2 separate regions of the Homo sapiens genome follow, and region 1 is linked to region 2. The links are chromatin contacts, found by Hi-C in ENCODE. All regions are on one chromosome and are shown on one strand. Each heading gives the region's core, a stretch centred on a gene start or an enhancer-like site at or near the end of the contact. The rest is flanking DNA. Distances are from core to core; before and after follow the strand shown.

Region 1 (5,982 bases), core at 2,025-4,524, 150 kb after region 2:
CCTTCCACACTTACCTTGAATATTTATGCTTTTCGTAAGTATTCAAAAGTAACAGCTTCCTTTCAATTTCATTGACTGTGTCAGATTATCCAATTCTCAATGTCTCAAGGCAGAAAGCCTATTGACAACATAGCCACATGATTCTAAATTGTGCCACAGTTAAATGTGTAGAACTGTCATTATCACAGAAATCAAAATGTGCACTTCTTTGTTTGTTTGAGACAGAGTCTCACTTTGTCACCCAGTCTGGAGCACAGTGGTGTGATCACAGCTCACTGCAGCCTCGACCTCCTGGGCTCAAGCAATCCTCCTGCCTCAGCCTCCCAAGTAGCTGAGACTACAGGTGTGCACCTCCACACATGGCTAATTTTTGTATTTTTTCTAGAGACAGGGTTTCACTATGTTGCCCAGGCTGATTTGTAGCTCCTACAATCAAGCGATCCACCTGCCTTGGCCTCCCAAAGTGCTAGGATTACAGGAGTGAGCCACCGCACTGGGCCCAAAATGTGTATGTTGATGTAAGGCGAACCAGTGGCAAATCTCAGGCAACTACTCAAGACCCTGTGCTTGGGAACCACAAAAAAACACTGGTGTCTGTGTAGCGGCTTAGAAGATATCTATTGGCGGAAAAGTGACAGTTCAGTAATTGGTGGGGGAGGGATGACATAAAAGTCTTGAACACATAACCAATCTGTAATTTCCAACATAAAAATCTTCAACACACAACCAATCTGTAATTGCTAAAAGTATCACCAAGGAAAAGGGATAAGACTATCTCCTCTTAGACACACTCTCTAGGGAGTCAGTTTATGACTTCTTTCAGCCTTCTCCCACCCCCTGCAGTGATTATAGCCTTGTCCTTAGTGGTTTTACCACCAAGATTCCATCTGGCTTAAGTGTGAACAGGGAAAGGAAAATGAATGAAGAGATACGTTTGCCTGGAAGTAACTTCAAAACTCCCAAATTATAGAAACGTTACAGATGAGCATCTCAGCGAATATGACTCCAGAACTTTTTCAATTCCTTCATTCTATAGGCAAGAAGCTTGTCCATGGCCACAGACATACAATTGGAAATAAAAGTAAACTTCAAAATGTGTCTCTCTTTTCTCTAAAGATTCATGTTATGAATGAATAAGGGAGAAATAGAGCTGCCTAAGAAAACTGTGACCTGATCTGATCTCCTTCCTAAATAGTGCGAATACAATGTCACCCCATTTCTCAATTATATTCTTGCCTACGAAACACACTGAAGGTTTGTTTATGGCTTTGATTTCTTAATTTGCCTGTCTTGATAACAAATTTCTATTGTTATAAATCATTGTATTACATAGTATTAATCTCTAACTCGGTCTCTTGGTGGCATAAAAGAACTAATCCACTTTTTCCTGATTGAAGTGTACCAATGATTCCCTGGAAGTAAGTTGTCCTTCATAAGATTATTTACAGAGAAAATGTTCCCTAGGAACTTAAAGAACAACTTTGGGCAAGTCACTCTGCCTTTCTAAATCTTAATGTCATCTTACATATGATAGTAATAATGATGCTATATTATAACCTAGAATGACTGTTCTAACAATTTTTTTATTTTTTTATTTTATATATTTATTTTTGAGACTGAGTCTCACCCTGTCACATCCAGGCTGGAGTACAGTGGCTCACTGTGACCTCCGCCTCCCAGGTTCAAGCGATTCTCCTGCCTCAGCCTCCCAAGTACTTGGAACTACAGGCACCCATCACCATGCCCAGCTAATTTTTAGTAGAGACGAGGTTTCACCATATTGGCCAGGCTGGTCTCGAACTCTCGACCTCAGATAATCTGCCTGCCTTGGCCTCCCAAAGTGCTAGGATTACAGGTGTGAGCCACCGCACCCGGCCCCAATAATTTATAAACTATAAAATCTGATATAAATATTAATCATCTACAAAATCCTGCTCTAGGGCTCCATACTACTGCACTTCACCCTGTATTATTATTTATTTAATATTCTGGTTACGGAAGGAGACTGAAGAGGTAAAATGAACTCGAGAATGACTATCAACTAGATAAGCATTTCCAAATATGTGATTATACACATGGATTGTTACAAATTTATTTGGATCATTTCTTAACATTGCACTTAAAGTGGAGCTGTATCTGAAAGCACCTGATACATTTTAACTATGTTAAGCCCTCCAGCTTCAGAGCTTCCTGTAACTCCTGGTATAGAGCTCAGCCATTGCTAACTGGAAGCAAAAAGAATTGGATTTTATGATGCAAAAGTCATATCAGGAATTAACAGACACACAAGTCTGACTTTTCCAGAGAAGCAGAAGTAAAAATAATATCAAGAAGCGGCTCCATGGAGCCCTTTCAATTTACAACAGCCGCTGGATAACCCCTCCTTCATTCATAACCAGTGTCTTGAAATTAACCTTGACCCATCCTGCACTCGTACTACTGACCTGTTCCCCAAGGCACCGTGCTAAAGAATTCAATGAATTTGCACTTAACTTTTATAACGATTTTCCTCATTTTAGAGATGAGACAATCTTTTATTTTTTTTGAGACAGAATCTTGCCCTGTCACCTAGGCTGGAGTACAGTGGCACAATCATAGCTCACTGCAACCTCGAACTCCTGGGCTCAAGCTATCCTCCCACCTCAGCCTCCCTAGCAGCCGGGACTACAGGCATGAGCCACCATGCCTGGCTAAGTTTTTCTTTTTTGTAGAGATAGGGTCTCTCTATGTTGCCCAGGCTGGTCTCAAACTCCTGGGTTCAAGCAATCCTCCAGCCTTAGACTCCCAAAGTGCAAGGATTACAGGTGTGAGCCACCATGCCTGGCAGAAAATTATTTTTTTAATGAGAAAGGAGCAGAGACTGGCACTCATGACAGCCCCTGGATATCCTCTCCTTCATTCACAGCCAATGTCTTGAAATTAGCCTTGATATTAGCCTTGACCCATCTTGTACTCCCTCTCCTGACCTGTTCCCCAGTACTAAGCCCTTAGTATAGCTCCACCTTCTATCACCCACAGGCTTCTCCTGACTAAATGCAGTGGTTCTTTCCCAGCCGGGTCTGCACTGCTTCTGGCCACTCTGTTAGACGCAGTAGATGGAGGCTATGCCCTTCCAGGCAAATTTAAGGGTGACATTAACCTATTCGTTTATCAGGCTTTTGCCTCTTTTCACACCTACAACTAGGAGAGAAAGAAGAGAAAACATAAAGCAGGTGACTTTTCTGTTGTAGATCAAGTTTTTAAAAGGTTTGCTCAAGAGGTACTTCATAGTCCCAGTTCTGAAAGGAGGCTGGGATACCTTCCAGATTTAGTCTGCTTTGTCTCTGCTTAACACTGAGACTCTTCCAAATGGCAGCTCCCTCAGGAATATGTGAGCAGCACACACTCTCCCTAACATTTGTCAAAGTGCGTTAGCAACTAATGCTTCATTCCCAGTAATATTTTGAAAATTTCCCTGATGTTAGAGTGAAGGGCCTTTTTTCCCCCATCTGCAACACCCCAATCTTAACAGCCCACCATGCATTTTTGTCTAAGTATCACACCAAGGCCACATTATATTCCTGTGCCCAACAAACTAGAATATATGTAAATAAACAAGTAGAATAAAATATAAGCCACAAGATCATGAAAATTTAGAATGAAAATTTAGATGGGGTTTATTTATTTCATAACTCAGCCAGGAGTTCCATTTGCCTAGACATAAGAGATAACATCTTTATCTATTGTTGTGTGACAAATTTTCACAAACTTAGCAGCTTATGGCAACGTGGATTAATTATCTCACATTTCTGTAGGTCAGAGTCGGGTGGTCTTGGCTGGGTTCTCTGCTTAGAGTCTTATAACGCTGAAGTCCAAGTGTCAGCTGGCTGAGCTCTATCTGGAGGATCTAGGAAACAATCCGCTCCCAAGTGCATTCAGGTTATTGGCAGAATCCAGGTCCTTGTTACAGTAGAACTGAGGTTTCCATTCCCTTGCAGGCTGTCAGCCAAAGGCCATTCTCAGCTTCTAGAGACCACCGGCGTTCCTCATCATGGCGCCTCCTCCATCTTCACGCCAGCAACATCCTGTGAAACCCTTCTTTTGTTTCATGTCTCTCTGCCTCCCTCTTCTGCCACCAACAGGAGAAAGCTCTATGCTTTTAAGGGCTGATGTGTTTAGATTAGGCCTACCTGGATAATCTCCCTCTTAGAAAGTTAACTGTGCCATAGAACACAGGTTATGGGAATTAGAGGACATGGAATCGTGGAGGACATGGAATCCTGGAGGACCATTTAGAATTCTGCCTACACACCTAGCAAGTAGAATTAATACAAAAATTAGCTGGGTGTGGTGGCGGGCGCCTATCATCTCAGCTACTGGGGAGGCTACTCCGGAGGCTGAGGCAGGAGAATCGCTTGAACCCAGGAGGCGGAGGTTGCAGTGAGCCAAGATCGCGCCACTGCACTTCAGCCTGGGCGACAGAGAAAAACTCAGTCTCAAAAAAAAAAAAAAAAAACAAAAATAAAAAATCCTTTTGCTGTATCCTCAAAAGATAAAGGTGTAGTAAGTACCTTTATCTGTAAGTTTTAACAGGCAGAAGCAGTTAGAAATAATACTGAGAATGATGTTTAAATCTCTGCACGTGAAAGTTTAAAAGTTAGACTGAATTGGTCTACCATATGCACACCAAAGAAGTGTATTTTATTTTATTTTGTGTTTGTCCCCCCGATTTTTATTTATTTATTTATTTTTAATTTTGTGGGTACCTAGTAAGTGTATATATTTATGGAGTACATGAGATGTTTTGATATTTGATGTGAAATAAATACATCATGGAGAACGGGGTGTCCATCCCCTCAAGCATTTATCCTTTGAGTAACAAACAATCCAGTTACACCCTAAGTTATTTTAAAATATACAATTAAGTTATTATTGACTATAGTGACCCTGTTGTGTTATCAAATAGTTAATCTTATTCATTCTTTCTCAAAGATGTATATTAAAGAAACAAATTGGCATCCTCCAAAGAAGGTACCAATAATACTTTAGTAACCGATTTTTCTTAATACACAATTTTATAAAATATTCTAAAATATCCCACCTTGTTCTACAAAAAATGTGAGGCCATAATTGTCCTGCTGACCCCACACCTTTAATTTGACAGCCCCTGGATATCTACCCCTTCATTCACAGCCAATGTCTTGCAATTAGCCTTAACCCATCTTGCTCTCACTCTCCTGACCTGTTCCCCAGTTAGTGAGCCTTTAGCACAGCTCCACCTTCTATCCCCGACAGGCTTTTCCAGGATTAACTGCAGTGGTTCTTCCCCAACCAGGTCTGGACTGCTTCTGGCCACTCCATAAGCAACCTGTGAGGAGGTCCAGTCACCAGAGTTTCCCCCTCTCAGCATCACACTGACTGTCAAGGAAACCTTCCCTATGCCCCAGAGATAACTGCTTCTTCCCTGGTAAACTTGTAACTCATGAATTCCCCTTGTTTGCCCTCCCATTTTAGTGAATTTTGTTCTTCCATTTAACCATGATATTAAAGATATTCAATTTATTATTTATTTTACTAATGGCTTATTTAAAATCACTTGTATATATCCCTTATGTTTGGGTCAATATTATCTCTCTTAGATTATGCACCTTCACGGGTGGGTAACAAGGTACCAGCAAGTGTTACAGTGCTTTGTGAAGTATTTGCCCAGGAATGTGGATGATCATGGTGTTGAGATGTTCTGGGTAGATAGTCCCAATTCAATACCATGTATCACACCACATGCCAAAACTTTCAAGGTTAAGATAAGCCCAGGTTTATACATGGGCCATATTGTTGAAAGTTGAGAAGTTGGAAATAAGAATTTTCAGGTGCCTTTTCCTGTATGACTGGAACAAAAGTTGTTCCCATCTAATTTCCTGGAGTGTACAGCCCTTGAGTCCCATAGACTCAAGCCCATCTCAGAGGCCAATGTCAAAAAAATTATTTTTTTCTTGCTGTTGA
Region 2 (5,828 bases), core at 481-2,980:
CAGGGCACAGAAAACATTTCATAACATCTGGGAAATAAATGTTTTTATGATTTAACAACAATGAAAAAATACCGACATCTCCTTTTCAGCTCATGCTAGTTTATAACTCACACCCAGGCAACTCCGGTGTGTTAATGCTTATTACTGGAGTGTCTGAGCACCTGGAAAATAGAAGCTCATTGTTTTCGGTAAATGTCTCTCATATTCCACAATGTATAACAGTTTCATATCCCTGAACTTAATTTCATTGTAGACTTGGAAAGTGCTGTCACATTTTTATCCCGATAAAAATAGCAAAGAGCAACTTTTGAAATCTCATTTACTAGATACAGGTTTGAATTTAAACGGAGACCTCAGTTTGAATGGTGACTCACATAATTACTGGGGGACCATATTTTAGTTTTAGAAAATATTTCACGTGAAGAGCTATATCATCACTCAGAGATTTTGGAATTTGTTGTGTACCTCAGATTAAAGAGCCACAACCTTAATGCCCCAATATAAAAGTCATAAGATAGTTAGAATGTTGTTTCAGAATACTGTTTAAAAAAAAAAAACCCACAAAACTCTGCAGAGTTGCATTGTATACAGCTAGATTCCTTAAAATTTGTCAGTTTATAAATATTATTTAAGGATTGTATTGACTCCATATGACTTTTAAGGGACTGCATTTTCCCTGGAATGTCAGTTGTAGATAAATAAAGAAGGATTTTGTAAAATGTCAGGTTGGAAAAATAAAGGCAATGTGGCCTCATTTAGTCATCTAGACTTTGTAATCAGTTAGACGTGGGTATAAGATTCACCTCCACCACTGACTAATTGGTCCACCTTGGAAAAGTTGCTAAATCTCTTCAAGCACTGATTTTTGTCATCTTAAATGCTCTTATGAGAATTAAATGAGATAATGTATAAAAGGGAGTGTCTAACACAATCTCTGACATGTGTTGAGCACTCAGTAAATGAAATATGCTATTATTAGTATCATTAAACACTGGAGGCATGGTTGAGCACAATGGAGGCAATATTCTTAAAGCCATTTCATGCTCCATAGAATCCTCAAAGAATGAGCCTCCCAATTTATGCCATTTGACAGCCCTGCCAGACTTCCAGGTATATCCCAAATGGCATTTTTTTTTTTCAAGAAAACTTCTTTGGTCCCCTCACCTAAATGTGAACATTCACTCTCTTAAATGCCCAAAGTATTGATCATTTGCCACATTAAGTACATAGAGGCACTGGTGTTTAGAGATCTTTGTGTTGACGGTTCTCCTTGGGTTAGGGGTTCTGTTTCACACAGTTTAGCTTTCCCCATTGTCTAAGCTCCTGATATCTGATAGGAAAGTAAAAGAGAACACAGACAACTAAAATTATTGTGTATAATATGTGCAGCAAAAGTAGTAAAACGAAGCTGTTAATATTAAGAGTAGGGAGAGATGATGGCTTGTCATTGGGTAATAAGGAGAGATTGGTTTGGAGGGAGTAGCTTTTAAGTGATTTTAAGGGCCGGAAGGGCTCAAGAGGGCTTTGCAGCGGAAAAAAATGGAGCAAAAGCAACTTCATGAAGAAACCAGTGAACCACAAAGAGTGAGTCTGTTTGATTGAAGCATGTTGAGTGTGTGACTGGTAGAAGACAATTCTGGAAAGGTAGATGTGGCACAGTTGCAGAGAACAGGAAAGGACAGGCAAAGGAGACTGGATTTTATCTGGAGGCCAATAAGGAGTTGCCTAAGCTTTGAGAGAAGGAAGTGACACAGAGAAGGGTGTCAGGTGTTTCCATGACAGCCTTTCAACACTGGACTCATCAACACTCAGATACATTTGCTGACTATCGCCAAAATACCTGCCCCCTATCTGCCCTTTAAAGACAGCTAACCATAACACATACCAAGCCTTGCAAGTATGTAAAGCAAGCAGTAAACTATAGGTCTTGTTTCTGTAATAGAAAGTTAAGTATAGTAGATGGTTAGGAGCCTGGGTTTGGGAAGCAATAGACTTGGGATTCAAATCTTAGCTCTGCCAATGACTAAAGAGTGACCACAACAAATTACTTAACCACTCTCTCACCTATAAAATTTGGTAGTTATCCTATTAACTCACTGGGTCATTGTGAGGTTTAAATGCCATGCATGTGAAGCACTTAGTACCTGATCCATAGAAACTGCTCACAGGACTCTATGACTCATGATTCCTCCCTCTCATCTCTTTGATTCTGGTTCTCTATGGCCTCCAGCGTTTGATACTGATTTCTGTTCTGCATCATGTTTAAAAGTCTGATTGGGCTTCTTTATCATCAGGGACATCTCAGGAAAAGATGATCCACTCAAAGGGCTTAATCCTGAAGAGAGTATCATAAAGGAACTACTTACAGAGATACAGACTGGGTGAAGAAGGCAAGGGATGGCAGAGCATCAATGAATGAGAAATCATGATCATTCTTAGGTGTAAAGGTGTTATTGGAGCTAGAGCTGCAGATGCCCTGTGGCCTTAGAGGAATGCAGCCAGCCTAGAACTCCAAGAGGCAGGAAGGGAGCAGTGTGTGTACAGGGGATAAACATAATCTCTTTCTCCTCCTTCCCTCTAAAGTTTTGCCACATTCATATGGCACAGAGAAAAGTGCAAGTGAGTTAACAGAAACCCCTGATGCCTCTAAAATGATGTGGTATTCATCACATCCACTCACACTCCAAGGGTCAAAGCAAGTTACACGGCCATGCCCAGAGTAAACGAGGCAGGAGATATGATCTCCTTATGGTAAAAGGAGATTGAATAATTCTGAAAAATAGTACAATCTATCACCATAGGATGTTACAACTCTGACCGATTGGAAAGAACAGAATCTTTGGAGTCAGAAAGGCTTGAGTTTGAATTTTGGTATCACCAGCTTCCTAGCTTTGTGGCCACAGAGAAGTTAGAACTCCCTGAGCCTCAATCTCTTAAAATGTAAAAACCTGCCTCACAGGATTGTGTGAATATTAAATATACCAGTACAACGCCCGAAAAATACTATGATATGTGCTTGGTAAATACCAACCTTGGCCTCTTCTTCAAGGATTAACCAGAATGTAATTATCCCAAAGGGAGAAGTCAGGGAATACAAGCCACATGTAAACACATTTTTTTTCCCTAATTTTCCTAATAAAACTAAGGTAGAGTCCCAAATGCCTAATGCTTTTATATACTATATCTCTTTGAACAGTGTAGTAATAAATCACTTAGAGTGAAGGAAGTATAGTATTACTCTTCTGAATAGGATCATTAAATGCAATCAATATCAGAGTAGAATTACTTTATAATTACCTTTATAAATTGATGATTCACTTTAACACCTATTCTTGGCTTATGAAAATGTTATCATAAAGCTATAATAATTATAGTTAGAAAACTGGCCAAATCAAACAGTGAATTATACTCTGTCCTTGGATTGTTTAGACTTCCCTTATGACTGGCCCAGATTATTTTAAAAGTTATTGTCGATTTTTAGCTCATAGTATCTATCTCTTTTAAAATAACAATTATTAGTTGTTACTTTTTATTACGTAAAAAATAACTGTATCTCATACACACACAGACACACACACAAATGAAACAGTACATTTTAATCAAAATAACTAAAAAGTCAAGTCACTCCAAACTAATCAGACAGAGTAAATTCAGTCAATGTTTTAGTATGTATTCTTTCATTTTTTTCCCCTGAATTGATAGGTGGTAGAATGTATGTGTGTATACATACACACAGACATGTATACATATGTATATGTTTATATTGCTGTGTATTTACATATACTTTAACAAAATGGGGTTATATATTTTATTTTATTATTACTATTTTTTTGAGACAGAGTCTCATTCTGTCGCCCAGGCTGTAGTGCAGTGGTGTGATCTCGGCTCACTGCAGCTTGTGCTTCCCAGGTTCAAGCAATTCTCATGCCTCAGCCTCCCGAGTAACTGGGATAACAGGCACACACCACCAACCCTGGCTAAATTTTTTTTGTATTTTTAGAAGAGACGGGGTTTCACCATGTTGGACAGGCTGGTCTCAAACTCTTGACCTTTGGTGATCTGCCTGCCTCGGCCTCCCAAAGTGCTGGGATTACAGGCATGAGCCACCATGCCCAGCATATATTTTATTTTATTGCCTGCTTTTTCATTTAGTTATATACATATATGCCCTTGTTTTAATGATTACATTTATGGTTTCTATGCATATTTTTCAATGAGTACCTTATTATTGGATGTTTGGATTATTTGTCAGTTTTCTATTATTCAGTCTCTTAAACGTAGTTTTCACTAGTCAATATATATGCACTAGAGGAAGCCAGGCCATGGGAATTGTTGTCTGGGACACTAGCTGGATTTTGGCCCTATTCACCCCTACTCACTTCTGTGATCAGATCCCATCCTTGGCAGCTCTGTTCTTAAATGTCTAAATGTATACTAGAAACGTTAAAGAACAATACACATAGAATCTCTCTCAGAATGAATAAGCCTTTTTTGAAATTTCTAGTCATTTTATAGTATCAACAGCTGCCAGATAGTATTTAAAAGTATTTACGTCTTGGTACCATTAACTGCCTTTGCCAAGATTTGTCTTTATTAACTAAGTTCTCTGTGAAAGGGCGTCAAAAATGGCTAAAGTGTTATTGGCTTTACAGGTCACGGATGCATAGAGCATCTTGTGTCCAGTGTTATCACAAAGATGCCTATGGCTAAAAAAACTCAGGTGCAGTCTTTTTTACCCCCTGAAACAAAAATTTTAAAAGCAGCCTTATGTTCTGATTCTTCTTTTGCTTCAGATCAAGGAAATGATTGCTTATAAAGTCCCCAAGAACTACCAATAATGACTCTCAAATGCCCTGAATTGTCATTGTTATAAAAACATGGCTCCTTTTATGGGTGAAACAATTACATATTATTTATTTTTTTCTACATACAAGGAATTAAATGGAAGTCTCCATCTGCATCGGTTAAGAGCTCCCTTTGGAGAGATGGGGAGGCCAATTACCCAGGAGCCATGGAGGCTGATCTTTAGCCTGGCTCCCCTGGTCCCAGCCTTCCATTGTCTCCTGGGATCCTACTGCAGCTCTTTTGATGAATGTGCTGTTGTTGATCTCCTCAGAGAGACGCTGTTAAAGGAAAGGGAAGATTATTTGCAAGTGAGTAGAAGAACGATCCAACAAAAGAATGAAATGAAGTAATTAGTTTCCTGCTATACATAAGCACCCTCACTGCTTTAGAATCTTCAGGCAGTAGTGATTGAGGAAAATAATGACCTTCCCCATGCAAGGCAGAGTCACCTGCAGCCACTGACCAATCACAGGTAAGGCCACCCTCTTTTTTTTTTTGTGATAGAGTCTCACTCTTGTCGCCCAGGCTGGAGTGCAGTGGTGCGATCTTGGCTCACTGCAACCTCCGCCTCCCGGGTTCAAGCGATTCTCCTGCTTCAGCCTCCTGAGTAGCTGGGATTACAGGTACCCGCCAACATACCCAGCTAATTTTTGTACTTTTAGTAGAGATGGGGTTTCACCATTTTGGCCAGGCTGGTCTCGAACTCCTGACCTCAGGTGATCCACCTGGCTCAGGTTCCCAAAGTACCAGGATTACAGGCACGAGCCACCGCATCCAGCCAAGGCCACCCTCTTCTTTACCACAGGAAGAATGGGAGGTTGGGTAACCACAAATTTGTCCTAGTATATTTTTTATCTTATTAAAATCTTTTAAAATGGGGACCACTATTTGACTGACTGGGAGGGCTATGTAAACTAACAATTCCTCAGGGAACTAATTTTTTTTTAATGTGCTATGTATTTTTAAAAGTAGAAAGGTAAGAG

The links. Hi-C counts contacts between places; a loop is a spot of excess contacts on that map. Pooled maps may share reads with other maps.
Region 1: a loop to region 2 is called in a pooled map, with 2.1 times the contacts of the local background. The contact joins two enhancer-like sites. A Hi-C loop is called at or near these places in 2 of 168 maps with a recorded cell type or tissue (Caco-2 and PC-3) and 1 of 50 pooled maps.

What each region holds. Positions count from the first base shown.
Region 1 is chr12:25,821,622-25,827,603 of GRCh38, forward strand. No RefSeq gene overlaps it. Among named protein-coding and RNA genes, the nearest start is that of MIR4302, 49 kb to the right of the region's middle. Within about 2 kb of position 3,275, at least 3 of the 41 ENCODE cell types and tissues checked have a DNase peak (open chromatin) inside an H3K27ac peak, as active enhancers do.
Region 2 is chr12:25,668,746-25,674,573 of GRCh38, forward strand. No RefSeq gene overlaps it. Among named protein-coding and RNA genes, the nearest start is that of LMNTD1, 120 kb to the left of the region's middle. Within about 2 kb of position 1,731, at least 3 of the 41 ENCODE cell types and tissues checked have a DNase peak (open chromatin) inside an H3K27ac peak, as active enhancers do.